Regions from separate parts of the Homo sapiens genome. Here region 1 is linked to region 2. A link is a loop called in an ENCODE intact Hi-C map of the cell type or tissue named here. Cell type or tissue: GM12878. All regions are shown on one strand. Links, peaks and the distances in the headings refer to the core of each region. The heading gives the core; the rest is flanking DNA. Region 1 overlaps ZBTB7C (zinc finger and BTB domain containing 7C). Region 2 overlaps ZBTB7C (zinc finger and BTB domain containing 7C).

What was found. Hi-C counts contacts between places; a loop is a spot of excess contacts. Peaks named below come from ENCODE experiments on the same cell type or tissue, not always from the same donor. Only the 100,000 strongest peaks of a DNase experiment are listed, where the experiment ranks them.
Region 1: a loop joins it to region 2, with 5 times the contacts of the local background. A loop is called at or near these places in 5 of 110 quality-filtered maps.

Annotation. Positions count from the first base shown.
Region 1 is chr18:48,115,850-48,131,160 of GRCh38, reverse strand. All of the region lies in intron 3 of ZBTB7C (zinc finger and BTB domain containing 7C), which reads left to right. Among named protein-coding and RNA genes, the nearest start is that of ZBTB7C-AS1, 39 kb to the left of the region's middle. RefSeq lists an enhancer at 2,836-3,434 and a silencer at 4,489-4,783. In GM12878, for the core only: no CTCF peak of the experiment used is centred there; a DNase peak (open chromatin) is centred at 6,050.
Region 2 is chr18:48,168,967-48,184,277 of GRCh38, reverse strand. All of the region lies in intron 3 of ZBTB7C (zinc finger and BTB domain containing 7C), which reads left to right. ZBTB7C-AS1 (ZBTB7C antisense RNA 1) reads right to left here. Exons shown (of 5, transcript XR_001753437.2): 2 at 15,302-15,311; 3 at 6,316-6,362; 4 at 2,846-2,997; 5 at 846-2,156. It also overlaps the pseudogene RNU6-708P. Among named protein-coding and RNA genes, the nearest start is that of ZBTB7C-AS1, 14 kb to the right of the region's middle. RefSeq lists an enhancer at 11,611-12,111. In GM12878, for the core only: no CTCF peak of the experiment used is centred there; no DNase peak of the experiment used is centred there.

The sequences.
Region 1 (15,311 bases), core at 2,784-10,783, 54 kb after region 2:
ACGCGGAGGCGGGCGGATCACTTAAGGTCAGGAGTTCGAGACCTGCCTGACCAATATGGTGAAACCCCATCTCTACTAAACATAGAAAAATTAGCTAGGCGTGGTGGCACGCACCTGTAATCCCAGCTACTAGGGAGGCGGAGGCAGGAGAATCGCTTGAACCCAGGAGGTGGGAGTTGCAGTGAGCTGAGATGGGACCACTGCACTCCAGTCTAGGTGACAGAGCAAGACTCCATCTCAAAAAAGTAAAAAATAAAAATAAATAAAAGATTATAGATGCCCATGCCTACCCAAGAAGTACTGAAGTTGAATCTCAAGGGAGGCCACCGGGTGCTTGGAGGTGATTGTGGTGAAGTCTGAGAACACTTTTTAACCTCTCTTTGCCTCAATTTCCTGACTTGAAATGGGGAGTTGGATGGATTACGCTGGTGTTCTCCACAGAGATTCACACAGCTGGCTCAAGCAAAACAGATCTGTGTGGATCTGGTTCTGCACAAAATTTTATTTATAAAAGGGGGCTTCTGCTGCTGAAAATGATTCAGAGAGCCTTTAAGTAGATGGTTTCTGAAGTTCAGCTTTGACCATTCTGAGTGTTGAGGACAATTTTCCCAACTTCTCGGAGGAGGATTAGCAGAGTCATACAAATGGCCGTTACTTGGTAAGACAGTCACGCTCTTCAAGGGCAAGGACCAGATCACCCGTGTTGTTGCCCTGGCTAGCTGTGTGCACAACTGTGATATGGTAGGATTGACCTAGCATCACTTTCTTCTCCCTCCCCACTCAGGGTCATCCCTGCCCACTTCCCTTAAAGCCCCCAGAGCTTTGCTCCTCTTCTTCTATTATTATTTCTAATAGCGGCCCAGAATGTCACTCATTCAACCAACTTTTCCCAAATACCTCCTGTAAATGACAAAGTGACTAAAGCTCCATTTCTGTCCTCAAATAATGCACCAGCACATTTTAAGCAGAGAAGCAGCCTGAGGTTAATCTCTAGAGGTACAATTTCAGGGCTCCTTGATTGGGATGAAGGAGGATTTTGGAGAGGCCTGCATTCACAGCACGTAGGTAAGGCGACTCCACCCCTAACCCTGTCTGCAAGCTCTGCTCCCTTACCCTCCCCTACTGGGGCTCTGCCATCAGCAGGCTGCTCAGAAAATGCTTCTGTCATCCCTGGTCTCAGCCAGAGACCGCCCTCCTCCTGACTCCCACCTGCTAGGGAGCAGGGAGGCAGAGGAGGGAAAGGGAGGGCCGGTTTATTCGGAGATCTGAGCTCCACACTCCAGACCTTGGCTTCCACCCCATAACCCTGACTGGACAATTCACAGGACAGCTGTGCTGTAGGGACTGAAATAATCACAGTTTATTAAAGCTGTCAGGGGGTGGGGAGGTGGGGTGGAGGAGGGACCAAGGGTTGCATTTCTGCCTTTCAACGAGAGAGAGGCCAGGTGAGGAAACTTGAGGCCAGGCCTCCATGCAGTGCCGTGCCCGGAGCCTCTCCCTCCCTTCCGGGCAAATGCACACACCAGTGACATTAGAGACACTGCTTTGGGGTGTTTTGAGAGTTTTTTGTTTTTCATTTTTTTAATAGAAGGAAAAACCTTGAAGTTTCACTTGAATAGGGATTAATGTCTCTGTGGCCTGGACCTGCAGAGGAGTAGAAATTCTAGAAGGGTGGAAGTTGCAATTAAAGGAAACAGGTCTGATCTGCCTCCGACTGATCAGGGAGGGCTCCTCAGTTGGCAGCTTTGAAAGGAACATGTTTGGGGTAGTTTTCTGGGCATTGCTATGTGGTTTTTTTTTTTTTTTTTTGGACTTTCTCTGGGTGTGTGTGTGTCCTCAGTTAATACATAAACATTGGTTCTAACCAGGAGATGGGGACATTGGGAAGTTATGAAGCCACCCTGAGTGTGTCTTTGACCTTTGGTTTTTCACCACTCTCCTTTGGCAGTTTTTTTGGAGGGCAGTGAAACGGGCGTTTGCAGCACACGTTTTTTCCCCTGGTATCTTCATGCTTTTCCTACACTGCTCAAATTCCTCTCCCCACCCGCTGAGACCCGCCCATCCAGGAATCTGTGTTCCGAAATCATCCCATCTAAGCTCTCAGCACCCTTTCAAACCCCTCACCTCATCCCCTCGTTCTGATGACCAAACCTAGTTATTAGGAAAATCCAGTTCTTTGCACGAATTCACATTAAGGTGTGGAAGAGACACTCACTACCACATGGTCCCCTTCTCAGGGTGTCTGTATTTGAAAGAGAGGGCTTACCTGCGCACACTTCTTTCTTTAAAAAAAAAAATTTATTTCAATAGCTTTTAGGGTACAAGTGGTTTTTGGTTACACGGCTGAATTATATAGTGGTGAAATCTGAGACTTTAGTGCACTCCTCACCCAAGTAGTATACATCGTACACAATATGTAGTTTTTTTTGTCCCTCACCCCCTTTCTACTCTCCCCCTTCTGAGTCTCCAGTGTCCATTATACCACTCTGTATGCCTTTGCGTACCCATCGCTTAGCTCCCAGTTACAAGTGAGAACATACAGAATTTGGTTTTCCATTCCTGAGTTACTTCACTTAGAATAACGGCTTCCAGCCCCATCCAAGTTGCTACAAAAGACATTATTTTGTTCCTTTTTGTGGCTGAGTAGTACTCCATGGTGTATGTATGCCACATTTTCTTTATCCACTCATTGGTCGATGGGCACTTAGGTTGGTTCCATATCTTTACAATTGTGAACCGGCCAGCAGACATTTCTAATGATGGGACTCAGGCATAAGGAAAAAGCAAAGTCAGGCACTCTGGGCAGTGCATGGGGCCAGTTGTTTATTTGGGGAAGGGGACTTCCTAGACCACTTTAATCGTGCCACATTTCTAGCCACTTGTGTGGCCGGTGCATGAGAACAGCCTGGCAGGCGGCTAAATGGAGAGGAGGATGAAGGGCCAGAGTGAGGGCACCTTGCGGGGAGCAGTCGGTTCGGGGCATTGCAGGGAGAACCAGGAGCTTCCCAAAGGTCAAGCTGAACTGGACAGCCCAGAGGCTGATGTTCAGGCAGGCAGGAGTGATTTCCTGTAGGCCTGTGGAGCTCTTCATGGTAACAGTAGGTATGACCCAGGGAAGGTTGGAGAACAAATGGAGCGAACATAAAGATGGAGCTTACGGGGTCCTCCAGATGACTCAGGCCTTGGGGAGGAGGCCCCTTGGCTGGGCTGGGCAGCCTCTGGCCGGCCCTTGTGGACACGCAGCTGTGGAGTTCTCAAATCTGCTGCCTCTTTCTCCCTCCCTTCTCCCGCCACTGCTCCCTGCCGAGGGGACAGCTTCTCTCCATGTTCCCTCCCATCCCTCCTCTCCCACTCCTGTGGCGCACCCTCTGAGTGAACCTGGCTCCAACTCTTGGAAGCTTTTCCAATAACACAGTGGTGAACTCTCTGCAGCCCCAGGCAGAGGAGAGGAGCTGAGCGTCGGCCAACCCCAAAGCCCACGCTGGGATGAAAGGTCGAGTGAGCCTCACGTGGGGAGAACCGAGGGGAGAACAGTGGGGCCCTGGGAGGAGAAATGCTGGCCCACAAGGCCTTCCTCACAACCAGTGGGGGCCATCGAAGGCGATGCCTCATCAGCAAAGACAAAGCAGCACCTACTGTGTGCGGACCCCATGCTGACCCCTGTAGGACACCCATGCAGGTCTTTGGCCCCTTCCTTCTAAAGAGTTGTCATCCATTTAGCCAGGTAAGACCAGAACTAAAAATGAAGCAAGATTCTGTAGAATCAGGCATGACATTCAGCTGAGTGGTACAAGAGAGACAGTGCTGTTCAGTGTCAGAGCAGGGGGAGGAGGTCTCGACCAAGGGCTCAGGGGAGCCTTCAGGGAGGTGCTCTGAGCTGGGACTGATGATGAAGCAGTATGGCACAGCCTCTTAGCACATAGGCTCTGGAATCAGGGCCTGGTTCAAGTCTTACCTCTGTCATCTGCAGGCTCCGTGGCCTTGGACTAGTTACTTAACCTCTCTGTGCTACAGTTTCCCCATTTGCAAAATGGGGATGGAGCCTCCTAGGGTTGATGTGAAGACTGAATGAGGAAAGCCATCAGTGCCTGGCCTGTTGTGCACACTCCATAAGTGGTGGCCTTCACCATTTACACAGAACCTTCACTGAGCCACGCGCATCTTCCTTCATTGCTCTTGCCCTTGAACCTTGAAGGTTCTCTTTTCCCTCCCCCTTTCCTCCTCCCTCTCCCATCTCTATTTCTTTTGCTCCCCCTTCTTCCCTGCCCTAAGGCTGCAGATGGTCACTCTGACCTGGGCCCAGGCGGAAAGGTAGAAGTCATTTTCTCTGTTTCCTGAGGCCAGCAAGACTTTAGATCCTCCACACAAATGCTCAGCCTTACAAGGGACTCCAAGAGGATTGCCCCTACCAGGTTGAAGAACTCCACAAACTCAGCATAGAGCTCTGGTCCTCCCCCCTTTCTCCCAGCACACACCTCTCCTCAGAGGGATTGATGAAACCCAAAGCAATGGAAGTGTCACATGCCATTCAAATAACAAGCCTGGTTCATCACAATGGCCCCACTGCAAGCAGGTGTCCCCATGTAACAAGAAGCCAATGAGGGCATCTCCCCCGGGGAGCTAGAATGGGCTGAAATTTTTGAGACCAGCTAAGCAACACACTGTGGAAGTCAGGACAGGCTGGAGTCCACAATCAGTTCCAGGTGATTGGATTCAAGAGCCACTGGGGGTCACACTGTCTAGGGCTGTCCTCAGAGCGCCGCTCTCATAAGGACAGAGGAGAGTGGTGCCCAGGGCTGTCTTCAAGCCCCAGGGTATCAGAGGGTATATTAAAGACACAGGTGTTCTGATGTGATTAATAAGACCCTTCTTAGACCTGTCTATGACAAAATCCTGGTCTGCTCTTAGACTAAATCACTTACCAATGATAGTGAAGAATTATCTCATAATGGATTTTTTAAAGTAATTATTACCAGAGACTGAGAACAGGTAATAATAATGGGGAAAGTCAGCCTGAGAGGTAATAAAGGAAAATAGAAAATACCTGTATGTAAATTTTTGAAATGATATCCTTTGAAGAAATCAAATGATATAAAAAATGATGTATCCCTGAAGCATAGTCCTGGCCAAATGTGCAGTACTCCCTGGGAGCCTGACTGCACGGTGCGCAGTGCTTCTCTACTGACCCTGCCGCCAGCATGCCAGCTCCCCTCCTCTTGGCAGGGCCCTTCCAGGATCACTTGCCCAAAGCACACTAGGTAAAGAGAGTTGCACGATGATATCTTGCATTCTTAGAATGCGTGGCTAGCGACCTCAGTGCAGCCACACCACACCAGACTTTATCTGCTGTACAGTGTCTCCTGGGGCTGCCCAGGCAGGGTTCCTGCCCTGGATCACCTTGTCTACTGGAGCCACCTAATGAGGGGCAAGGCAGACAATGTTAGGACATCAGAAGCCCTCCTGGTCTAAAAGTTCTTCCCTGGTGGATGGTGGACCCAGAATAAGGATCTGCCTGACCCCAAGACCAACTCCACAGTGCTTCACTGCGTCTCCAGCCATCATATTGTTATGGCCAGCACCTCTGTTATCCTTCCCCTGTCTGCTGTGGTCTGGGGAACAGGGTTAGCCGAATCCTGAAACAAGTTGCCATTTACACCATGGCACAGAGGGCTGTCCATGCACCCCATTAAGGGGGTTCCCTAGCAAGGCAGCCAGCCACCAGTAGCTCAAGCGTGCAAAAACAGATGTCTGTAAGCAGCCAGAGGGAGATGCACCTTTCAGGGCTGGGGCCACCTTCTTCCTACGGACACTATCTAGTCCAGAATTCCATTCAGGAGTGAGATCCCTTACACGGCTTCCACAGCAGGAAGCCCTTACTGGATAAGAATCCACTTAGATCTGGGTTCCCACCTCAGTTCACCCACTTTCTAATTGAGTCACTGTGGACTACTTGGAACTTCTGAGTCCCAGGTTGTTTATCTGTTCAGTGGGATAATCATAGCTGTCCTCTGAGCTGATGAGAAGATCAAAAAGATAAATTATGCGATATATCTAGCACACAGTAGCTGTAATTTTGAAAGTAGTTTTTGACTCAGAGCTCCCATGCAGCAAACCTCTGCCCCTCCCCTGCTTCCCAGTGGCCCCTGCATTCTGCCTGTGACCGTGGCGTTTCTCCTGCCACGGCTGATGAAAGCTGAGGGTGTGGCTCAGCAGTTGCTGCTCCTGCCTTGACCTGGCCCTAGACTCCATCCTGGCTGTCCCAACTGGCCACCGCTGCTGTCCTCAGAGCAGAGAGGTGGAGAGAGGGGAAAACTGCAAGGGGCTTTCTCCCAACCAGTGTTAAAATTCTGCCTGTCCATTCCCAAAAGCTGTCCTTGCTTTCCTGCTTTCTCACCCACCCCTGCTCCTTGAGGAACTGGAGCCCCCTGGGCTGGCTCAGATAGCACTTCACAGACACCAAACCAAAAATGCCAGCCAGCATCCTATCAGGATTCCTGGGTCTCAGCTACCTGAGGGTGAGTGCTCAGCCTTAATCCCATGGTGCTGGAACTGTTCAGCCCACCATCTCCAAACCCCTGCAGGTGCCCAGAGACCCTAGTAATCCTCACAGAACAGCAGGGGGCAATGCAGATTCACCCCACCCCCTTCCAGCTGGCTCCTCTGTAGTAATAATGAACTTAATATACGATAAACAATAACTGAGTAGTAAAAGCATGTGCAAAAGATAATTAGTAACAAAACACCATGGTTCTCAAAGGTGGTTGGTTGCATTTTGCTTGGCTCTAAGGACTGTGGTGCAGATTCTATTCCAGCATGTGCTGTTGACTTCCAGGAAAGGTACCTGCTACTCAGTGTCTCCTAATACATTCACATGAGGGACCCATTCCCACCGCCTGCCATCCCAGGCTTGCCTGAGGGTTGCAGTCAGGCAGACAGACTGCGGGCTTTGTTCGGCTTTTTCATCATCTCCAGAGAATCCGACATTTCTAGGTAGAGGTCACCATGCCCCAAAGTAACTGATGCCAATTAAAGGGGCCCAGCCTGCCTGGAGAGTTGGGGAGATAGTACCCAGCCTATGATCCCCAGGTCATGGGGTTAACTTGACAACTCAAATGATTCCTCACAGAGAGCTTTGCCTTAATTGGCATATTTCCTGGCTGGCTGAGCCCTGCAGGAAAGAAACCATCTCACTGTCCCCAGGCTACATCACCTCTTGTCCATCAGGGACCCCAGAGCTGAACATCGAACATAAAATATGAGAGAAACAACCCTTCACATTAACAAAAAAAAATCGTAATATACATGTTTATGTTTACAATCTCATTAATAAAAATATACACGATCATTTCTAAGGAGAGCTCTTTTATAAGGATGCATCCTGCAGCACTTACTTCTATATTCACCATTCTTATACTGCTCAGAGCCTGAACTACAAAATTAACCCTGAATGTTGCCATATGACTGACTTTTCAGTATTGTTTTCCCTGTTTGAAAGGCTGGGTTCTCTGGGCAGCCGACCAGGAAGCAGTTTAACATGCAGGATGTTTGTTAGGAGTGTTCAGGGGATCAACTCCTGCAAGAGGCAGGGGGAGGGAGGGAGTTGCTGCAGCAATGCCAGCCCTACCACTTATGCCAACCCCACAGGGACCTCTGGGGCTGAAAGGGCCTCTTCAAGTTTGTCCCAGCTTGGGCCAAAACGCCCAGGCCTCTGACGCCCTGCATAGTCGCTGAATGTGCGGTTCTTGGAAGGCGTGACTTTGGGCCAGGTGGCTCTCTGCAACCCTGAAGGGGCTGTCCTGAGCTGAGGGCTGAATGCTGACCTTGCTCCCAGCAGCTGGGGTCCCCATCTGGGTGGCTCATCTCTGTGCCCTCTGCAGCCTGGATGTGACTCATTTTTCTCATTCGTTTGTAAACTTCCTAGAGGGAGGAAGTATATCCTATATTGCTTTCTCTGTCCCCCTTTCAACCCCTATCATGTGATCACTTGATGGGTGATCACAAAGCAATCAGTGATCCACATGGAGGTACAGCCATAGGCATCAGGCTTGCTTGCTCTCTGTGTCTGGGGGCAGCTCACCCAGGTACCCACAGCTGCCAGGAGAGAGATGCTACAGCCCAGGGTGTCAGGCCCCTCCAGACAGAGCCCCAAGGACAAGTTCGACCAGCCCCATAGATCCGCATCCCCTCCTGCAAGGAGTCAGAGTCCAAGAGGGAATATTTCAACTTTCTTGTGTGTGTTGGGAGTGGGGGGCGGTTAGAGTGCATGCAGTACATAAGCAGCTCCCATCTGGTCTGTTCATTCACTCATCTGCTCATTCATTCGTTTGCTGAGCAGCTACAATGGTGCTAATAGAGTGGAGGCTCAGGTGTGAGCAGTTCTTCTTCCTCCTGGGTTGGACTGAATGTACAGCAGGACAAGAATCCCGGAAGCCCAAAGTAGCTAGTTCATTCACTGGGAAGGCCACTCCCCACCACCTGAACTCCAACCCTTGCATTTTGCTGCCCATTTCGGATACTTCACCAGAGCCTGTTGTAACATATTAAGTCAGTAATCACAGGGATTACTGTGATCCCAGCCCTCACCAGCCTCAGCTGCTCTGGGCCTTCTCAGAAGAATTGGCTGCAACCATCTGGCACCATGAATTTAATGGTGCCTCTTGCTTGGAGGCCTCTTATACAGGGAGCTTGCACGTGGGCAGGACAGCATGATAGTCTCTGCCCTCCACCTCCCTCATACCCTACTGCAGCACCTGTGTGCCTATAAAATAAAGATGAAACAACTACATTTTCATAACAAAAGAGAAAAAAATGACCAACAATCAGCCAAAGGTAGGAAAATGGTAATATCAATTGTCGACCATCCATTCAGTTGAATATTATACGCCATTAAAATAACAGATCCAGACACTGTACAGCACCATGGACTGGGTTCTGAGGCCCTGAAGAACTGTGCTGCCCACACCTCTGTGCCTACACTGGGCTGTGCTGGCATTGCTGTTGGTCCAAGAAGATCTCAGTTTCCATAGCCTCTGAGAGTTTTGGTCACAGCAACATGAACAGCCCGATCTAGATGGCTCCAAGCTCAGCTGGCTCGGCTGCAGGAGCCTGGCACCTCCTCCCCAGACCTGCAGGAAACCTTCTGTTATGCTGTAAGTCACCAGGGACTGCAGCATGTCACTGGGCCCCAGGCACAGGTCAGCTCAGGCCTTAATGCTGTATCCTCCACATCCATGGGTCTCTGCTGCTGCTTGGTGAGAACACTGTCTCCCCTAAAGCCATCCTGAGCCCTCAGGACACCAGAGCCACTCTGTGCCCAGCACAGCCTTTTCCCTCTCCCTGTACCCACATTGTCATCAGGGCCCAGGTCCCCCGCAGTGCTCAGCCTCTCTCCTAAGCCCTTATTTTACAGATGGAAACCTGCCTCTCAGGCCAGGTGATGGCTCACACCATCAGTCTTGCCATCTCCTACCTGTACCCAGCCTCTCATTCAATCCAAAAGCCTTCATGTGAATTGCTGCCCATCAGTTTCACATGCTGCTAAATCCAGAATCCCATTTGCCCTAGGGAGACACCCTCATAGAGCCACTGTTACTGCAGGTATGTACCAATGGGAGGCATCTCATCCAGGCTCAGAGGGAGCTAAGAAGTGGATACAGGGTCAGTAAAGTGTGGGGGCTGGGAGTAGTTCTAATGTGTACATCGCTTAAATTTGCCTTTAATATTTTGGTACAGTAAGTGCATTTTTTTAAAAAAAAAAAAAAGAGTATTAAGCCAACTTGAAAAGATTTGTAGAAGTTTTGAGACACACAAGAGCAGCTGGGACAGCATCCCATCCCTGGGCTCTGATGACAGTGGAGGGACACAAGCTAACTGTGAGTTGCAGTCACATGATGTCTGACAGTTGCTTATACAATGGTTTTGCCACCAGATGGGTATTCCACCTCCTCTTCCTCCCCTACCCACAATTCCTGGGTTATGGCCTGCTGATGGCCTGGATCTCTGTCTTCGAGGGACAGCTTTCTTTCAGCTGGAGTAGAAGCCTGGGAAGAACAGTGCTCATGGGCATGGCTCTGCAGGGAGCGCAGGAGTAGGTGTGAGAAGTGGCTGCTTTCCCCAAGACCAGGGGCAGCTCTGGGGACTTGTGCCTGCCCTGGAGTCCTGGCAGAGACTCCTGAGGCACCCACTTACTCTCTTGGTACCTCCCAAAATCAGTCGGCCTCCTGCAGCCATGCTTCTGTCCTTCAGGGCTGGTGTTCCAGGGATGTAAGTGTGCAAACTGACCTTGCTCCTTCCCAGCATCCTCTGCAGGCAAGCCAGGCAAGGCCTGGAGCTCTGATTGTGTGAATGATGCCAAAGGAGCCGCTTCATTTAGTCTCCAAGTGAATGGGGTTGTGCAGACCTACTTGCTGGGGGCAGGTTAGAGTCTCTTTGCTTCCCACTTTCCCTCCTCCCCCAGTGTCCATTAGTTCCTAGACACATCCCTGTCCTGCTAGCACTAGTTCCTACACATATCCCTGACCTAACCACTTCTTTTTTATTTTTATTTTTTTTTAAGACGGAGTCTCACTCTGTCACCAGGCTGGAGTGCAGTGGCGTGATCTCGGCTCACTGCAACCTCCACCTCCAAGGTTCAAGTGATTCTTCTGATTCAACTGGGACTACAGGCACCCACCACCATGCCCAATTTTTGTATTGTTGGTAGAGATAAGGTTTTGCCATGTGGGCTAGGCTGGTCTTGAACTCCTGACCTCAAGTGATCCGCCCGCCTCAGCCTCCCAAAGTGCTGGGATTACAGGCGTGAGCCACCGTGCCTAGCCATTACCTGACCACTTCTTTCGCCTCCATGGCTGCCTCTGAGGTCCAGTGCCCTCAGCTCCCACCTCATCTCCTGTCACCCTGCTTCTGCTCGGAGCCTTCCCACACAGTTTCTCCCCCAGAGTCATCTTTTAAACCATAAGTAAGATCTGTCAGTCTGCTGCTTCCAACTCCTCAATGGTTCCCCCTTGTAATTAGATTGGATTTCAAATTCCTTACTGTGGCCCAAGGTCTTGCTAGTCAGAGGGCTGTACCCAGAGAGCAGCAGCTTGGGCCCCACCTGGAAATGTAGCATCTCAGACCCCACCCTAGACTGACTGAATCAAAATCCCTGGGGTTGTGTGCACATGACGGTTCGAGAAACGCCAGCCTAAGGGACCCTCTTCAGTCTGTCCAGCTTATCCCTTCAACCTCATGCCAACCAACACACTCCAGACTCAAAGTGCCTTCTCTCAACCCCCGCTATTGAAGTACCTGACCCCAAGCCAGTTACAAGTTCATTCCTGTTTCATTTTCTCTGGAGGGCTGCCATCAATGAGATTGTTATTTATGTTGGTATGTCCTCACCAAAGTGTCTGCCAGGCCTATCACAGTCCTGGAGCTCAGGGGAGACCCAAGCAAACCAACACACATTTGCCAGGCACCCAGGATGGACCTAAGCAAGCTGTCTGGGCCCACCAGGAGTTCCTGGTTGGGCCAGGAGGACCTGCCTGTTACACATGAACTATGATTCAAAACGTAGACATATAGTCTTCAATTAATAATAACATTTAAAAAAGACAAAAAGTAGGTATACATTTTGAATGAGAATACAAATGAGAAATGCCCCCATTCCTCCAAGTGCACTTTGTTGGAAAATGAGAAGGAAAGGGAGGTGCCTGGTGGTTTCAGGGGAAGGAATGTGTGGAACGCAGGTCTTCCATGAGCATGGGGCTGGCAGTAGGAACAAAGACTCGCTTGCACTGGGCTTGCGCCTGCGCTGGGGTTGCGCCTGCACTGGCTTGATGTTCTGGCTCCTTCTCACCTGGTGGAAACAATTTATCAGTCTCAAAGATTAAGAAGATCAGGTGCCATTGTTTTACATCTCATCAACCTGGATGCAAACAAAGTAATGGGAGAAATAATACCCTTTAGTGTAGAGTCATGGTTCTCAAAAGTGTGTCCCTGAACCAACAGCATCAGCATCACCTGGGAATTTGCTGGAAATGCAGAGTCTTGGGACCCACCGTGAACCTACTGAATCAGAAACCCTGAGGATGGGACACAGTGATCTTTGTTTTAACAAGCCGTGCAGGTGATTCTGATGAACACTGAAGTTTGAGATTGATAAATTTTTTTTAGTTATAAAATAATTTATTATAGAAAATTTAGGAAATCATAAAGGTAAAAGAAGATTAAAGCATCAGTAATTCTACCACTCAGAATAAGCTCCTTAGGAATCCACATCAGGCAGAAAGACAAAAAAGAAAGAAAGAACTCCAATTGATATTGTTAATGTTTTGATGTAGCTTCGCAACCTTGCAAAAAATATGTATAATTTTCTTCACTTTATAAAATTGAGGTTATTCTGGACATTGTGCTACTTTTATCACTTAGCACTTTATCTGAGCATTTCCTAATCACTCATAGAAAGTCTCATTTTAATTTAGGTCGCATACTATTCACTCACGCTAATGTACCACATTAGCTATATATTGGGTAATTTTCTATTTCCCCTAATATAAATGGCACTAGAGTGAATATTCTGGCTCAGGAACACTGATTGTTTTCTTAGGATAAGAAAGAGGAAGAACAAGTCAAAGACTAAATATTTCAGGTTTCTTAATGAACTTTTTACTATTAAAGTTTTAAAACATATGTATGTATTTATAACACATATGGCCAAAAAGTTAATATATTAACCCTATAAAAACAGCTTTTGTATCCTTAAAAGAAAGGCATGCATCTCAGTGGCACAAAAGGGGAAAAGGAAATGACAGCTCAGAAATACATGATTACCTGTGGCAAATGATCAGTTCACATATAAGAAAAGGTTGATCAGGCTAGCGGCAGTGGCTCACGCCTGTAATCCCAGCACTTTGGGAGGCTGAGGCAGGCGGATCACTTGAGGTCAGGAGTTTGAGACCAGCCTGGCCAATGTGGCGAAACCTCCTCTCTGCTAAAAATACAAAAATTAGCCAAGCGTCATGGTGTGCACCTGTAGTCCCAGCTACTTGGGAGGCTGAGGCAGGGGAATCGCTTGAACCGGGGAGGTGGAGATTGCAGTGAGTCAAGATTACGCCACTGCACTCCAGCCCGGGCAACCGAGTGAGACTCTGCCTCAGTAAAAAAAAAAAAAAAAAAAGAAGAAGAAGAAGAAAAGATTGATCATGATTGTTAATGAAAATACTGAAGTTAAAAGCTCCAAGATGCCTTTTTTTTTAACTCATCAATTTCACGAAGCTTTGTACAAAAATTAGAATAGCCAGGGCTGGCAAGTAAAGGTACAGTGAAGTGGATATGCCCACCCATCTCTTCTGGAAGGAATAGAAATTGGTGCTGTCTATCTGGGGAGCTGTTTGGTATGTTTTACTAAAGATTCGTTCTGCTTGAGTAGCTCATTAGACACCATAAAGGCTCATCCCAGAGCAATGTTCTGTGAGATGGAACACGTGTTTTGTTGTACAGTAAAAAGAGTTACCTCTGGCTGAGGGCATAGGATGCTCCAGGCCCTGTTTTAAGTGCTTTACTAGTGTTAACTTACTGAACCCTTACAACCATCCAGTGAAGGTCTGTTTATTATTCCCATTCTATAGATGAAAAAAGGAGGCCAGAGAGGTCAAGTAACCTGCCTAAGGTCACATAGCAGGAAAGTAGCTGAGCTAGTACTTCAACCCGTGGTCTCTCTCTGACACCCATGCTCTAACCTCTGTGGCAGGCTGCCTCTCAGTATGGCAGGAACTGAGACAGTGAGATTAAGTGAACCTCCTGAGCCATCCAAGACTTCCACTTGTCTCTCAGTTCAGCATTTATTCACGCCTCTCCATTAACTCCCATCTGCCCACCTCGGCTGTAGATTCTAGTCTATCCTGCCTCCAAAACACTTTTCATTTTGAGGCATCTAAATTTCAGATAATGATAGGAAAAACACATCGTTAATAAAGAACAGAAACCTTGCTTTGTCCACGGAGGGACTGGTATGTTCTGGTATATCCAGTTTTGCTTGAAAATATGTGTGGTTTCTTTGGTTGTTGGGTCCTTGGGGGTGGGCAGCAGGTGCCAACATTCACAGCTCTAACCACGCCCAGCCCAGCTGCATTGCTGGAACCTCCGGAGAGGTAAAAATGAAGTCCATTCTCAGATCATAGCTTGCTGTTTAGATGCCCAGGTGTATGCTAAGTGCCGTGGGAGCTAGGAAAGAATTATAACATAGAGCCCCTGCCCTTGAGGAATATGATGCCCTTATGCACAGGGCAGACCTATACTCATAGCGTGACAGGAGAACTAGTTGGCCTGCCTAATGCAGGCCCTGTGCTTTCTCCATTTGGTCTCAAGCCTTCTGGTGGGGTTAACCAGGAAGGGCCTCCTAGAGGAGGTCTGCCCTGAACTGGGCCTTGGAGGATTTCAACAGCAATAGATGAGGAATGACAGAGAGGGCCCAGGGCCAGGCAAGCAGTGGCCAGGACAGCCAGCAGAGCTGAGGAGGCCCCCCAAGCAGTTGGCAGGAATATAAGAGAGCCGTGGGTGCAGAGGGAGGGTGCAAGCAGGCCAGGGTAGCGGTAGGAAAGCCGGCAACTGGCGGACCCCCGTGCGATTGGCTTAGAGACTAGAGATGGCAGTGACAGAAAGCAGCAAGCTCAGCAGAGACTGCCCTGAGGACTGGAGAGAGAAGGTGGCCTCCAGCATTTGGTGTGGATGCATGGGATGGCTCTCCAAATGCCATCGCTGGTAGGTCCTGGGAAGAGGCTGCTAATTAATATTGATACATTCATCTATTCATTGAGCAAGCACACATGGAGCTGGCACTATTTACCAGGGACTGTATTAGTGACTGGAGTCCAAAGATAAGTTACATTTCATTGCCACCCCAAGAAGCTTGCAGACCAGCGGGAGAGGCAGCCTGGGACATGCACAGGGCGTCTGGGCTCGAGCCTCGCCTTCAGCACAGTGAGGAGTCTCCCACTGGCAGGGACATAGGGCACCAGGGAGCATTTGTGCCACTGTCCTTGGGGGTGGGGGACGGTGTAGAGGAATGGATTAACTTTCTTTTTCTTATATTTTTCTTTTTTTTTAATGCAGCACTTGATACATGCAAAAGAGTATCTGTAGCATGTATATATAGGCGCGAAGGATAATAACATAAACTCCTGTGAACCCCTCTCTCAGTTTAAGAAATAGAACCAAAAGTGCTAAATAGTGACTCAAAGTACTTCGAGGCCCTTGGTCTCCCTCCTCCATGGTATGCCCCGCCCTTTCTTCCAGAGCTGTCACTATCCTGAATTATGTGAGCAGATTCC
Region 2 (15,311 bases), core at 2,373-10,372:
GAAGAAGAGTCATCATTGTGCTGCGCCACGGGGTCCAGTTGTCAGAACTCTGTCTGTTCTGGATGTCCATGTTTTGCTGTTGCTGGCTTTCGTGGGCTGTATTATGTCAGACTGGTGGTCTTCGGCAAGGCAGGAAGGTGGTTATGGTGCTGCCTTCAAGGAGGAAGGCTCACGTGTGCTTCCAACTCCTGGGACAACCCTCTGAAAAGATGCTGGAGGGCTTCATTTTGAGCCACTGGTGACTGACTTAGGTTGGGCTTCCTAGAAGCAGAGCCTGAGTCAGTTTTCAGTGGGATGTGATGTATCCAGGGAGAGCTCTTAGGAAACACTTGTCAAGGAGAGAGGGAAGCAGGGTAAAGAAGCAAGAGCTGAGTGGGAATGTGGTCTCAGGGCAGGTCTCCCTGGGTCTGGTCCACATCAACTGCACTGCAGTGATGTCTGACTTGGAGGCAGGGGGCAGGGCTTGTGTGTCCCCTTATTTGTCAGCAGCTGCCCCCAGAGTGTTGCTGGTGGTGCAGCTTCCAAGGCATCACCTCAACCAAGAGCAAGGACCCGAGAATGTCATGAGTGAAAGCTGTGTACCACACTCAGCAGCTGGGGAGTAGGTACAGAGACCTGGGCAGGGCATCAATTGCTTTTATTCTCATGCGTGTGAGCACCACTCTTGTCAAGACAGCCAAATGTCATTTTCACTGACCTGGCAGTAATTTTCATTGCAGTAAGATTGTATTTTGGGAGTATAGGTATTAAAATAGAAATCAATCCCGAAGTCTGTTTTTTTAACTGAAAATAACATGTGCTTTTTTAACTGGAATTTTATTCTTAACAGACAGTATCGTCTCAAGGCTCTAAATTCAAAAGTACCAGAAGGTATATTGTAAAAAGTCTCCCCTCTACCTCTGGCCTCAAGCAGGCTCCTGTCCTAGAGACAACCAATATTGCCAGAGTTTTGTGTTACTTTCCAATGATAGTCTACAACCAACAAGACTGTGGTTTAGATTCCAAAATTTTGGTGAATCTGATGCAGTATAGAAAGGTGCCACCTTCTTGGGTCTTTAGAGTCAGCAGTTGGGGTTATTCCAGAAGGGATTGAGCCGAAATAGGCCTTTTCTTTGGAGAGGGAGCAATTAATAGCCTGATTCAGCTCTCAGTGGAATGTTTAAAATGCATAAGAACTTTACAAACGTTTTCGAACTCTTTAGAGTTACTATATAAACAATTGATATAGGAATTGAAAATTATTTTTACTTCTAATTGCAAATAATAAATTATTTTTATTTCTCATTGCAAATAATAATTATTATTTAAAGCAAATTATACATAAAATTTAAATTATTATTTAAAGCAAATTATTTGAGATACCGCATGACAGCCCCTGGAATTCCCAAATATTTAAAATAATTTAAAATTTCACTAACTTCACTATTTAGTGCAAATCATTGAGGTCTCCCTGCATTTATTATCTGATGTCATTTGCATATTGTGTATTCTGTTTCCAAAGTGCATTTAGATTTCCTGCATTGTCAGCACCGTGTGAGTTTTCACTGTGGTTTCCTTTTATTCAGTGACTTGACTATAATTTGGAGGTACTTCCTCAACACAGGATCTGGTCCAAGATGGAATGGGTTCTTTTGGTGGCGAGCCCCCTCTGGTAGAAGGGGCTGAAACAGGAGCTAGGTCATCCGTCAGCACAGTTACACAGCTGATCCACACTGCCTGACAACAGGCTTAGAAGACGTCTAAGGTCCTGTCATAGCTGAGTCTCCTCTGTGCATCTTTGGTATTATCATGGCATTTTTAGGCCATTTACCTCACTTGAATTCCAGGCTGTAGGGCTCACACCGGACACTTACCTTCTGAAGTTCGGTCTTGAATGCTCTGTTCAATGCCAGTGTACATTTTCCAAATTGAGCTTATTTTATAATCGTGGAGGCCTGGCAGATATGTTTTTCTCTTGCAAGCAAGCTCCCTTCTTTCAGTTCTCCTTCATGTTTACACTCTCTCTCAGGTTACAAGAAAATCCTCTAACTTGTTCATGACCTGTTCCAGCCCGGAGACAGATGTTGGTGGCACCCCCATGAGGCAATGAAAAAAAATCTCATTTCCGTTCAAGAAGTAGAATCATTATCTTGATTGAAATAATATCTTTCCTCAACCTGCAACCAGATAAAGCATCAAATTGGTGGAGTTTCCTTATCACTGCACAGAGTTTGCAGGACACAGAATAATGGCCTGTCAGCTGCCTCTGGTGGGGTGGGTGCTGTAATACAGAGCCCACAGCTCCTGGCCTGGTTTGGATTATACGATGTCTGGTGTGATGTAAAATAATTCAATTAATGACAAATATCATTATATTAAAAAGAGAAGGTAGCGTAAACCCTAAAACAGAATAAGCAATAAAGGCAGCTACAACTATTATAGTGGTTGTTTTTAGTAGACACATCTAACATGCATAGGCAATTGTGGGGGTGACTGAAGGCTACAGATGTTTATGTCCTTTAAGGATGTAAGTACTCTGGAACCTGCAACCCCACTAGGCCTAAGATTCCAGGGCTTCAGTGGGAGTAAGGGGGTGACTGGGCTTGAGAAGGTGGACGAGGTCCTAGTTTTGGGTAGAAAACAGGACAGCCAGAGGGCAGCAAGCTGATATATTTGGAAAGGGAGCTGAAAGAGCTGTGGGTAGGGAGGCAGGGGGTCTGGGTTCCAGTCCTGATTCACCGTCATTGTCATGCAGCTTTGGGCTCTTGGGGCCTCAGTTGCCTCTTTGTTCAGAAAGGATAACATGGGGGTACCAGGAGAAGGAGGCGAGGCAATGTTTGTGCAAAGCCCAGGATAGTGGCTGTACCTTTGATCCCTCCTGTCCCTTGTCCACTGAGTGGGGAGGCTCTGCTACAGCCCAGGCAGGTCTGCCAGGTGGTAAAATGCTGATTCCCACAAACACTCTTTTCTTATGCACTGCTCAGCTCACAGCACTCCTGCATGGAAGGTTTCCTTAGCCTTAGAGAGCAAGGGGATAGAGTGTCATTCATATGAACAGCATTAGCTCAGAGTCCAGTCCAGTCCAGTCCTTACTATCTGCTTTCCCCATGGTTTGGCCTCAGTTCCCTCTTCTATGAAGATAAAGGGGTGACTCCAGGATCTCAGTGGCTCACCTTTCTAAGCAACTACTCTGTAACAGGCACTATTTCAACCATTTTACATTTATTAATTAACATAATCCTCACAACAATCCTATGCATTGGAAACTTATACTATCTGCTTTTTACAAGTGAAAAGTAACAGTGAGGTTAAGTAACTTGTCCAAGGTCACACAGCCAGTAAGTGCTAGAATTGGAATCTGAAGCCAAGCAGTCTGGTTAGAAAACTTAAAATGGACTGCATCAAGACTAAGTAACAGTTCAAACAGCCTGGGCTTTCGTCAGACCCTAAACCATAATCCTATGATACAGAGAAGCAGTAATAATAATTATATCTTTGTGATGTTCTAGGAGGCTGTAGAGATTGTTCCTACACCTGGTGGGAGGTTGAATGATATTCTGACTAAGATACCTGATCCTGGTAGCTCAGATCTCTTGCCATGGATCCCGTAAAAGTGTTGCTAGCTGTATATACACTGTAGAACACCAAGGTATGCGGGCCTTACCCTCCCACTTACTTGCCCTTGTCTGGCCCACCCCCCCATCACCCTACAGAGCCCTCCTGGGCCCTTGGGGCTGTGCTGTCTGCCAAGACTTCCCCAGAGAAGGAAACCATCCCTCCCAAACACCACCCATGCCTGCTTCATTTCCCTCTCTCCCCAGGCATGGCATAGGTGACATGAAAGCTTCTGTCTCCAGACCCTTGTCTTCAAGAGGAGTGCTGGCCTGTCAATGAGCGTGCCTGATTACCGTGGTAATCACCAGCGAATGGTGTGATTTTATAATACATTTCCATCTGAAATATGAACAGGTGTGCTGGGGAAATCAACATTTATCAACAAGAAGGTCTAGGGAGATTAATATTGAATTTAGGATTGCTCAAGGAAATGGATGGAAGGAAGGAAGGAGGGAAGGAAAGGAAGGAAGGAAGGAAGGAGAAATATCTTCCTTGCAGGGAAGGGAGGAAGGAAGGAAGGGAGGGAGGGAGGGAAAGAAGGAAGGAAGGAAGGAAGGAAGGAAGGAAGGAAAGGAAGGAAGGAAAGGAAGGAAGGGGAAATATCTTCCTTGCAAGGAAGGTACGGAGGGAGGGAAGGAAGGAAGCAGGGAAGGAAGGAAGGAAGGAAGGGGAAATATCTTCCTTGTAAGGAAGGAAGGGAGGGAGGGAAGGAAGGAAGCAAGGAAGGAAGCAGGGAAGGAAGGAAGGAAGCAGGGAAGGAAGGAAGGAAGGGAGGAAGGAAGGAGAAATATCTTCCTTGCAGGAAGGAAGGGAGGGAGGGAAGGAAGGAAGGAAGGAGAAATATCTTCCTTGAAGGGAAGGGAGGAAGGAAGGAAATAAGGAAGGAAGGGAGGGAGGGAGAGAAGGAGAAATATCTTCCTTGCAGTGAAGGGAGGAAGGAAGGGAGAGAGAGAGGGAGGGAGGGATATCTTCCTCGCAGGGAAGGAAGGAAGGAAGGAAGGAAGGAAGGAGAGAGAAATATCTTCTTTGCAGTCGAGGGCATTCCAGCCTGACTTCTGACCACTCCCCCAACAGATGCTCCTTTCCTGTCCCTCCCGAGATGGTCTCCCACCCTGGCTTCCAAGCTGGTCACTCACATTCCTCCCGGCTCTTCCCTTTTCTCTCTCCTTCCTGGTGCTTAACCACCTGTCTGATCCCACCAGCCCTGGGAAGCCCACCCAGCCCCCAGGAATCTCTGCCTCCTTGAGCACCTGAAGCCCCCACATTCCCCACATCCAGCATAGGAGAGTCTTTCTCCACAGCTGGCTGGAAGGCCCCCAAGTGACATGCATTCATCTGCTGTGTAACTCGGCCACCAGGCACAAGCCTTGCTCAGCCATGCAGGATCCCTTATTGGTTGGGGACTCTGGTCCCATCTACAGTCCTCAGAAAAGACAAGCCTCTGTTGAGCTAAGAACTTCTCTGTTTACTTAGGGCCCCAAGTGAAAACATCAGGCCAACCTCTGGGTGGCTCTAGAGCAGAGCGCCACAGCCAGATTGGTTTGTTCCTGCTGGAGAAATGGAATTATCTGCATTATGGTATTCCTTCCAGAAGTAAGGGCAGCAGAGGGCATCCAAGGAAACGGCAAGGCAGTTTGATCTTTAAGCCTCAGGGTCCCTGGCATTGTCCCCTCCACCCACTTCAAAATCAATGAATATGAGAAGCCACACTCCTGGGACCAGGAGGGGTCCTCCTGCTGCTCCATGGCCACCCTTGGTGGGGGAGAGGTAGGGCCCCAGAAGAGGCAGCCTTGCCCAGAGGGCCCTGGCACAATGGGACACATGATGGGCTCCACTGCTTTGTCCTGGATCTGTCAGTGTCTCAGACACAGAGCAGGCCAGGGTTTTTCTGTCATTACAAGCAGGAGAACAGAATGGACCTGATAGAGGCTTCCACATGAAAGGCCTTCGTCTTTACTTTCAAGTAGACAATGCATCAGAGAAGTTGCCAGACCCGCTCTGACGATGCGACAGGCATCAGCTAATATTTTGATTTTAATAGAATGAATAATAAAGAGCCCCAAGTGTCTCTCAGAACTAATTTTGAAGAACATATTCTGCCACATGTCCCTCTAGTTGGATCAGGCTCCTAAAGAGATCATAACAAAAGGTTTAAACCAAAAAAAGAAAGAAAGAAAGGTATTCCTCCACCAACTTTTCTCTCTTTTAATTTCCTTCTTGTAATGCTTCTCACAGAACAGTAACTTATGAAAAGATGAAATGAAGTTGGAACAAGAAGCAGCAGGCAGAAGAGGCCCGACGTGGTAGCCCTTGCTTTTGTTCTGCAGTGCGAATGGCTTCGCAGCAGATCCCCTCCCTGAGATGCCCTCCCTGAGATGCCCTCCCTGAGCATGGCAATGTGGGGCCTCCCGTGCAGACAAGTACCAAATACATTAAGGGAGAGGGCACTGCCTCCCTCCACAGGGGTCCGCATGAGTCAGGGGCATGGCAGGAAACAGGTGGCAAACTTCAGTTCATAGACAATTTGGAGAGTTGAGTTCAAAGGCCAGTGCCAGTGCAGGGAACTCTCAAGACCCAGTGCAGTACCCCAGGGCTGTGAACACTGGGGAGCTGTTACACCCAGGGGCACTAAAGGGGCAAGGAGAGGGAGGGGCTGGGCAAGGAGAGGGAGGGGCTGCTGGAAGTAGAGACAGTGAGGGTGGGGTGGAGGGGCCACCTTACCAGCGCTGTGACCTCTGGTCCAGGGATACAGCTGGTCTGAGGCCTCCCTGGAGAAAGGGATACAAGGCATTAAACACCCCAACTCTAAACCCCAAACTCCCTTCCTCCATTCTCCACCTAGGGCCCTACAGGCTGAGCTGACAGGAGGCCAGAGGCAAGGGAGCCCGTTGCTGTGTCTGCAGTGGTCGGCCTCCCAGGGCACAAGAAGAGCAGAGTAGGGTGGGAGGGACAAGTGGAAGACAACAGCACAGGCCTTGGCCCCAAGTTCTTGGACCCAAGAACTTGGACCCAGGTTCTCAACAGGCCAGGCCTGGCCTGAGGGGCGATTTCATGGCCTCCAAGAAAGTCCACAGCTCACAGACACACACACACAAACACACACATGCGTATACACACACACACGCACACACCCTCCTGTTGGCCAGGAATTATAGTTCCTTTTGCCAGGAACACAAGAATGATGGCACTGTCACAAAATGTTTCCCTGGAAGAGGAGAGATGGGGCCATAAATGAATCCACACTGAAATGCCACCTCAGGTCCCTTACTCAAAGAAGGAGCTGAAGGAGGGGACTAGAATAGTTCTAGCAAGGTGTCACAGGAGTCACCAGGAGGGGGCCTTGAAGAAGTGCCAGCCAAAAGGAAAGGCTTTTGCAGGTGAGGGCAAGTGGTCAAGGCAGAGAGCAGGAGGGCCTGAGTTCTAGAAGCTGAGGCCTGAGGGTGAAGCAGGAGGGCGAGGGGACCACTTTGCTGGTGGAAGCCACCCTCCAGCTGGCCCTGCTTGTTCTTGGCTCATTGTCCTGCTCCAGGCCAGAAATGGCTCTTGGAAATGTAGACAGCTCTCAGCTCTGTGCCCTAAAGGGGTTTATGCTGATGAAAACACTACCAGTGAAGTAATAGTTCCCGTAGATGTCCAGCACACCCTATGGGGGGCCTGGGCCAAGTTCTTGCAGGCATCATCTCTTTTAATTGTCCCAAGACCATGAGGTGGGCATGGCCCCACAGGAGGGAGCAGAGACGCGAGAGGTCAAGTGAATTCTCCAAGGCCACACACTGAACCCAGATGGGTTTGATTAGGAACTCTTCCCTGGCCTGGTTGCCTGCTGGCAGTCCCCTGGCTGAGGAGAGTCCACTCCTACAGAGAAGAAAGCATCTTTCAAATATTGGAACATACATTTAAATTTTTTATTTGGGAAAAATTTTAAATTACAGAGAAACTGCAAACAAAAATAATCCAAAGAATATCCTTGTATTCTTATATCTCAGTTTTACCTGCTGTTAACATTTTACAGCACTTGCTTAATCATTTGTGTTCTTTCTTACACACACACACACACACACACACACGTGTATTTCCTGAACCATTTGAAGGTAAGTTCACCCCTACATACTTCAGCATGTGTTTCCCAAGGATAGGTATATTCTCTGACATAATCATAGCATGGTTGACCAATACATTTAACATTTATACAACACTTTAATCTAATCTATTCTTTGTATCCCGATTTTGTCAGTTAACTTCATAATGTTCTCCCCAGCATTTCTCCCTCAAGTAGATCTCATCTAGGGTTGGATATTGCATTTAGTTGTGTCTCTTTATCTCCTTTAATCTGGAACCTTTTCACAGCCTTTCTTTGTCTTTTATGACATGGACATCTTTGAAGAATACAATGCCCCCACTTATTTGTAAGACAGTATATTCCTCATGTTGAATTTGTCTGATGTTTCCTCTTGATTAGAATCCAGGTTATGTATTCTTGGACAGAACCCTGCATAAGCCCTCTTGGTTCTTCTCAGGGCATCATCAGGAGGCCCTCATTGGTGATGTTAATTTTGATCCCTCAGTCCAGGCAGTGTCTGATTTCTCCATTATAGGATGATTTTTTTTTCTCCCTTGGAACTAGCAAGTGGTCTATGGGGAGACATTTTAAAACCATGCAGTACCCTGCTCCTCATCGGTCTCTCCCTAGATGTAGCACCCATTGATGACTTTTGGCCCATCCAGTCATTAACATGAGGTTGCACAATGATGCATTTCCAACTCCAGCACTGCCTCCATTCTTGCCAATGGGCCCTTTGCATTCTACTGTAAGCAACAGAATGTTTTTATTTATTATCTGCATAGAATGATGAACTCTGGTTTTTCCAATGGTTTAGTATTTCTCACCTATGATATTTTAATACACCACTATCCCTATTTTGAGTATGTTCTTACTTTCTGGTATGAGAAGAGATTTCCAGGCTTATCTTGCACCTACCCTGCACCAGCCCTGGCATCAGTAATTTCTCTGGGGGGCTCTGGTTCCTTTTAGCGAGGAATGGTATTAGACATCCAGATCTGGGTTTGCTCGTTGCTGGGTATATTTGCACCTTGGCCCTTTCAGGGGACAAAACACTAGGAAATACATGCATCCATACACCTATACATCCATGTACTATTCACCCATACACATGCACATACACTGACATATTTGTATTTTAGAAATTGTGAATCCATACCAATACCTCTGATTCCAATCCATTTCTACATGGTTGTTTCCTGCCTTCCCCATCTCATAATTACATGTCCTTCTTCAGCAGTGAAACCTCGGCTCCCCAAACTGTCAACAAAATTCACTCCTTTGCTCATCCTATATTACATCTAAAAATACTCTCAGAATTGTTTCACCCAAATCACTACAACCAACAAACCTTCCTCTCATCCCCACCTCACCATGCCATGTTCATAAATTACTAGGATTAGTCTTTCCTTCCTGATTTTTTCTGTCCTTCAGTGTGGTTATAGTATTTATTTGAACTACAGTTAGGTTCCTTTTTTTTCAGTTTGAGGGATTTTTTTCCTTCTCATTCTTATTAAATTAATTTTTAAAAATATGTAGGACATGAACATGCTTTCAGAAGTCAAATAGAAAGGTACAGTTGGAGATAGAAGGTTTAGTTGGAGATAGAAAGGTATAGTTGGAGATATACAGAAAGGTATAGTTGGAGATATGTCACTCTCCTCTGTAACCCATTGCTTCCTTGTAGGTAACCAATTTAATTGTTTTCTGCTTATGCATCTATTTCTTTGTGTAAAGAGAAGCAAAATTATATGTTGTCTTATTTCCCCTTCTTTCTCACAGAAAAGGTAGCACTATATATAGATAGATAGGTAGGTAGGTAAATACAGATTTAGATGTATTTACATTTTACTTTATTCATTCAGTAATATTTCCTGGCAGTCACTTCATATCAGCCCATAGAGGTCTTCCTCACTCTTTTTTACAGCTGCATAATACTCCATCGTGTGTATGTGTCATGGTTTATTCACTTGCTCTCTTACGGATGACCACTTAGGTAGCTTCTCATATTCTGCAATTACATAATGCTACAATGCTTGTGCATGTGTGTTTCATATGCTTGGGATTCTAAAAATGGGATTATCAAGTTGAAGAGGATGTAGTTTTGTTAGGCGTTGCCAGATTCCCCTCCATGGGGTTGTGTCAGTTGCATTCCTGTTTTCCCACGACCTTGCCAACAGACGTTATTGTCAAGTTTTGGAATTCTTGCCAATCTCACTGGTAAGAAATGTTATCTCATTATAATTTTAGTTTTCATTTTTTTATTATGAGTGAAGTTGAAAATTTTTCATATGTTTAATGATCATTTTTAATATTGCCTTTTGTGAATTGTCTTTATATCTTGTCCATTTGCTATTGGGTTTTTGGTTCTTTGTCCCTCAATTTTTAAGAATCTTTTATATACTAAGCCCTTTGTCTATGATATATGTGACAAATATTTTCTCCCAGTTTATTATTTGCCTGTGACTTTACTTATGGGATTTGCCATATAAATTTGTTTGTATAGTCAAATTATCCAATCTTTTCTTCTTACAGCCAGGTTATAGAAGAATTCACCCATGTGGAAACGTAATTTTTAATGGCTATACAGTGCTAAACCATAATTTTCATATAGATTCTAAAAGATGAATTGGAATTCCAGGTTGATGGGGTGGAGGATGAAGGAGGGCAGATGGGGAGCCAATTTGGAAGCTGGAGCAAGCCCTGTTGATTTTAGGATGGGGACAGGGGACAAGTGGTGTCTGCCCTGTAGTGATGGACATTCACACGAGGCATCAAGATCAGTCCCCGTGACACAGTCCAGTGACAGGACCTACCAGGAAGGGCTGTGGACTTTGGAGGAGGGAGAGGTCCTTTGGGTTGGGCATTGAGTCTCTGGGGCAGGGCCAGGACAAGGATGAGGCAAGTGAGGCACTCAGTGTAAAATTTAAGGAGGTGCTCACTCTCAGGAGCATGCAAGTGCAGGCCTGGCACCTGACAGTGAGTGCCTCCTTAAATGTGGTGCCCTAGGGCCTCACCTGCCTCCCACTACTGCCTACTCTTCCTTGGAGAGAAGGATTTGCCAGGCCTTGGAAAGATACAAGTTGAATGGATGGGAAGGGGGGACGTATCATAGGCCCTGAGACTGTGTGTGGGAGAAGCAGTCCATCCATGAGGGACTGGCCCAGTTAGGAGTGGTGCGGTGCTAGAAGGGTGGGCTGGGAGGAGTTTGGATTTTATCCTGAAGGTCCTGGGAAACCACTGCAGGACTTTAAGAAATTATGCCAAACTGGGGGAAATGGGGATGATAACAGCCACTTCCCAGAGTTAATATCAAGATTAAATGAGATAATCCACATAAACCTTTTCAGTTGGCGTGGGGCCTGATGTGGAGTGGATGCTTAATCATCATGAGTTTCTTGGACTTTGAGGGGATCTACTGATTTTCTTAATCAGGTTTTGGGTCTAACAGCAGAACTGTTCAAATCACAATGTAGGAATAGAAAATTAGCAAAACCTGAAGTAAACTAACTGTCCACTCCTGTCTGGCAACATCTTGGGAAGAGGAAGATGGCATGTTCAAGAACTAGAGGAAAGTCGGAGCTTTCAAGTTGCTCCAAGGCCTCCATTCTCAGAACAGAAACCAAGGCCTGGGAAGGCTCTGCAGTGAGTTACTCTGCAGTGAGTTCATGGCTGTGCCAGAGGCTGCTGTTCCACCCCACAGTCCCCTCCCACCACCCCCTAGACAGTGCCTGTGCTCCTCTGTCTCTGCAGGAGGCCTTCCCGACAGTCTGTGTCTCCTCCCTGAACTGTGCTGACCCTGAAAACAGAAAAAGCGAGAAGCAGACAGGACCAGGCGGCCCTTCCCACCCCTACTGTGGCAGGCTGGCCTGGGACAGAGCAGCAAGTCCAAGGCCCTCTTCGCCCCGGGCCAGCTCCCTGAGGGAGGGGCCGCCCAAGGAACTGAGGGCTATCATTGCCCTCGACTTGCCAGCCCAGTGAAGGCCATTCCCTGTGGCCCCGTGGGTCACGTCAGTCAAGTGTTTGGGAAAAATAAGTGTGCAACGATGTGGCGGGTGCGTCCTTCAGAGCTCGCTGGTCTCCCTCTCCCCCAGCTCCCACTGATGGAGGCCAGGAGGTCACCCGAATCTCCCAGACACACTCATGGAGACAGGGCACACAGACTCCGCTCCCAGCTCCCAACCCTTCTACCTGCTTCAGGCCTGCAGCTCCGGCTGAGAAACCTAACAGGTCCTGGGCAGATTCCCAGCCGCCAGCCCTCCGTGCCCCCCTGCCTGCTCCACCAAGCTGTGCAAATGGCTGCCTGACGGGCCATCATGACATTTAAGGGCACTGGGAAGCCCCTGATGCAGACCCATCTTCCCACCCATCTTCCCACTAGCTTAAAATCCATCCTCAATGCGTCCTTAGCCTCATCATGTCCTGTCTGTGGCCGAATCCACTGCCACCTCTTCCCAGATACCTTTCTCAAACTACAGAGGAACAGTGACCTTCTTCCTCTGCCTGCAGCCTACACAATAGGTTTCAGCTTTGGGTGCAGGCCTGGCCACGTCTGTTTCTTGTCCCAGGTAGCTGTGAACAAAACTGTCTGCCTCTTTCAGTATGAACCACCCAAGAGCTGGAGCTACTTCTTATTCGACTTTGAAATCCCCAAATGCGTGGACTGAGTGGCTGACATGAAAACAGAAAGACCACAGTCTTCAGAGACTGGAAGGATTAAGCTTGAAGTCTGGCCTGATACTTGCCAAGTGGCTTCAGGGAAGCCACTTAAATTGTCTGAGCCTCCATTTTCTCATCCATTCAATAGGATGATGGTATCTACCTTGCAGGGCTGTTGCCCCACATAAAGTAGTCAGAGTGCCCAGCCCAGGAGCTAGGACCCGGCAGGCACCTGTTGCTTCATTCACAGATGCCTACTGTGTGCCTGCTCTGGGCCAGCCTCCAGGGCAGCCATGGAGACAGCAAGCTAGGACTCAAGCACAGTTCCGGAAGCCTCTGCTGAGAGCCCTCTGTCTGGGTTGTGCTGGGGCTGGGGCTGCAGGAATGGGTACAGCATCCTTGCCCTCCAGGCATTAATGGTCATTCCCATCATGGGCACAGTGGATTTTCCAGGCTCCTTCCAGCCGCATAGTTGCTGAGATCAGCTCCTAGAATTTGGTGATGGATGATTCCTGGGATATTCTTCCTAGAGTGAAGGGCCTGGCCTAGGTAGGGGAAGTGAGGGCTGGAAGGAGAGAGGAATTCAGAAGAAAGAAGGCTGAGTGCCTGACCTCAAAGAGTGCCCAGTGTGGCATGCCCATTGCTCTCCAGGAGGGGGTGAGATGGCCAAAGCCAGCCTGGATTCCTCCTTTAGGGAAAATAGGTATCAGCCAGCTCGGGGAAGAAGCCACAAGCTGGGCTTTGTCCTCTTGTTTAACTTGGGGCCAGGCCTGTGAGCACTGGACCATGGGGCTCCAAGGCTCAGGCAGGGCCAGAGAAAGAGTTAAGTGAGACCTGGTGCCATCTTCTTCTACTGCCAAGGGAGTCTCTGAGTCCAGGTCCAGCAGATTGGGACCTACCAACCTTAGGTTCCAGATTCTAATGCCCCACTTTCAGGTAGGTGGCTGGTAAGAGACAGTTGAGTGTAGGCTATAGGCAGAACCCAGGGCACAGCTCCTTGTGGGATCAGAAAGTGAAGGGTCCCTGCCCTGTGGGGCAGGGGGAGGGCTAGTCCTGGCGAAGGCACCACACTCCCATGAAAGGCCTGGACAGCAACCACAGAGGCCTCTGCAGTCGTACAGGGGCGGGGGGTTCTCGGTCATCTGTCAGTGCAGAGGGGACAGGTGCAGAGGAGTGGGGTGGGCCTAGTGAGGTGAGTGAACTGAGGAAGGCTCTGGGAGAGGCACCTGCGGATCCCAGGCTTTGAATGACTTCATAGGTGTGGAGGGGATCTCCCAAGAGTACCTGCTTACTCTGTTAAGGTGTCAATGGCTCTTTTTCTCCTCCTGGCCTCCTCTAAAGGTCTGAGGACCAGTGGGAGGGCTGGCCCCATCCCCTAATCCAACATCCCAGCCATGTCTTCCTGAACATGTCTGAAAATGCTCATCCCTGAGGCTGCCCCGGGTTTGGTGAGCTCCTCTGGGTGGGAACTTTCTTTGTGTTCATGATGCCTCTCTGCCTCCCCTCAAATCCAGCATTTCTGCAGGTGGGTGGATCTCAGAGACCCCAGCTCTCACCTCAGTCTGCGCATCCTTCTCTGGAGAGGCTGCCAGGCCCCCCAAGAGCTTTGATGGATGAGTCCCTGTTCAGGTCCAGATGCCCCCTGCAGAATAGGAAGACTGGATACTAGTTAGCCCTTGGGGTGTGGGTAGAGGGCTTCTTTGGCACAGGCCTGGCAAGCAGGTGCCCATCATTCAGCACAGTAAGAATGCTGAGGCAGGGTCTTTGGTCCACTTGCTGGTGATATAGTGGAAGGCAGTTAAGCAGCTGGGAACCCCATCACCCCAATGCACAGGCCATGAGGGCACCCTTAAGGCGGATTTTGCTGGGGGAAGTTGGCCTTTGTGGGGAGTGCAGTTCCAGTGTGGCTTTCAGTGAATAGATAATGAAGTGACATTTTAATTGTGTTTCTGTTAGGTCAGGAGAGGTGAGGGGTGGGAGAGTAGATGGAGTCAGGGAAACACAGAGACCTTCTGTCCACTCTCCCTCATAACAGAGAGAACAGAGACTTTATCATCCAAAATGGGATACTTTTGTGCTTGCTTCAGCAGCACATATACTAGAATAGGAATGATACAGAGAAGATTAGCATAGCCCCTGTTCAAGGATGACACGCAAATTCGTGAAGCAGTCCATATCTTTAAGAAAAAAAAGGGACACTTTTGATAGTAAAAGTGGGCATTATTATAATCGTAAGAGAAAACAGATGTGAAATGGGACTTTCCCTGGAAAACACGAGACTTCATGAGCCAGTATGCTTGGCTGTGTTTTCTCCTCACCATTTGCCCTTGATAAAGAAGAAAGTGGACGGCACAGTGCTTGCCAGGTATTAATGGGTCATATGGCCCATGGCAGGACACTTCACCTTTCTGACCCTCGGCTCCCTCATCCATAGTTTCCTTCATTCATTCTGTAACTATTATTTTGTACCTTCCATGTGCAACACAGTGTGCCAGGTGCTGCGAGTTCAAAAGTGACGATGGCAGGGCCCCAGTGCTGTTAGCTTCCTGGGGTCCCTGACCTCTCCGGAGACACAGCTCTAGCCCATGAAGTCGTGTGATCTAGTTTGGGGAGCTGAAACCGTTAAGTAACAGAGGGTAAGGCTGTCTCTGAAATATGTCCAATCGAGTGGTAAGGACAATGGTAAGGCAAGGGGACTGGGAGGTGAGGAGTACTGTGCCCATTTTATGGAAGAGGAACCCAGGATGCAAAAAGATGGGACAATGCGTGCAGGAGCATGCAGTAGGAGGTAGAATCCTAACCCGCATTGCCTGAAAATAAAGTCAGTGCACTTTCTTACCTTTCTATTGTGTAGCCCTTGCCTGCTCCCCATGCCCCATGCAGCCATCTGGACAGCAGACCCTGTGGTACACACAGACCCCCTTGGGGACAGGGCAAGTGCCCCAGACCAGTTGCAACATTCACCAAGGGCTGCCAGGGGTGTCTTACCTCAGCCACT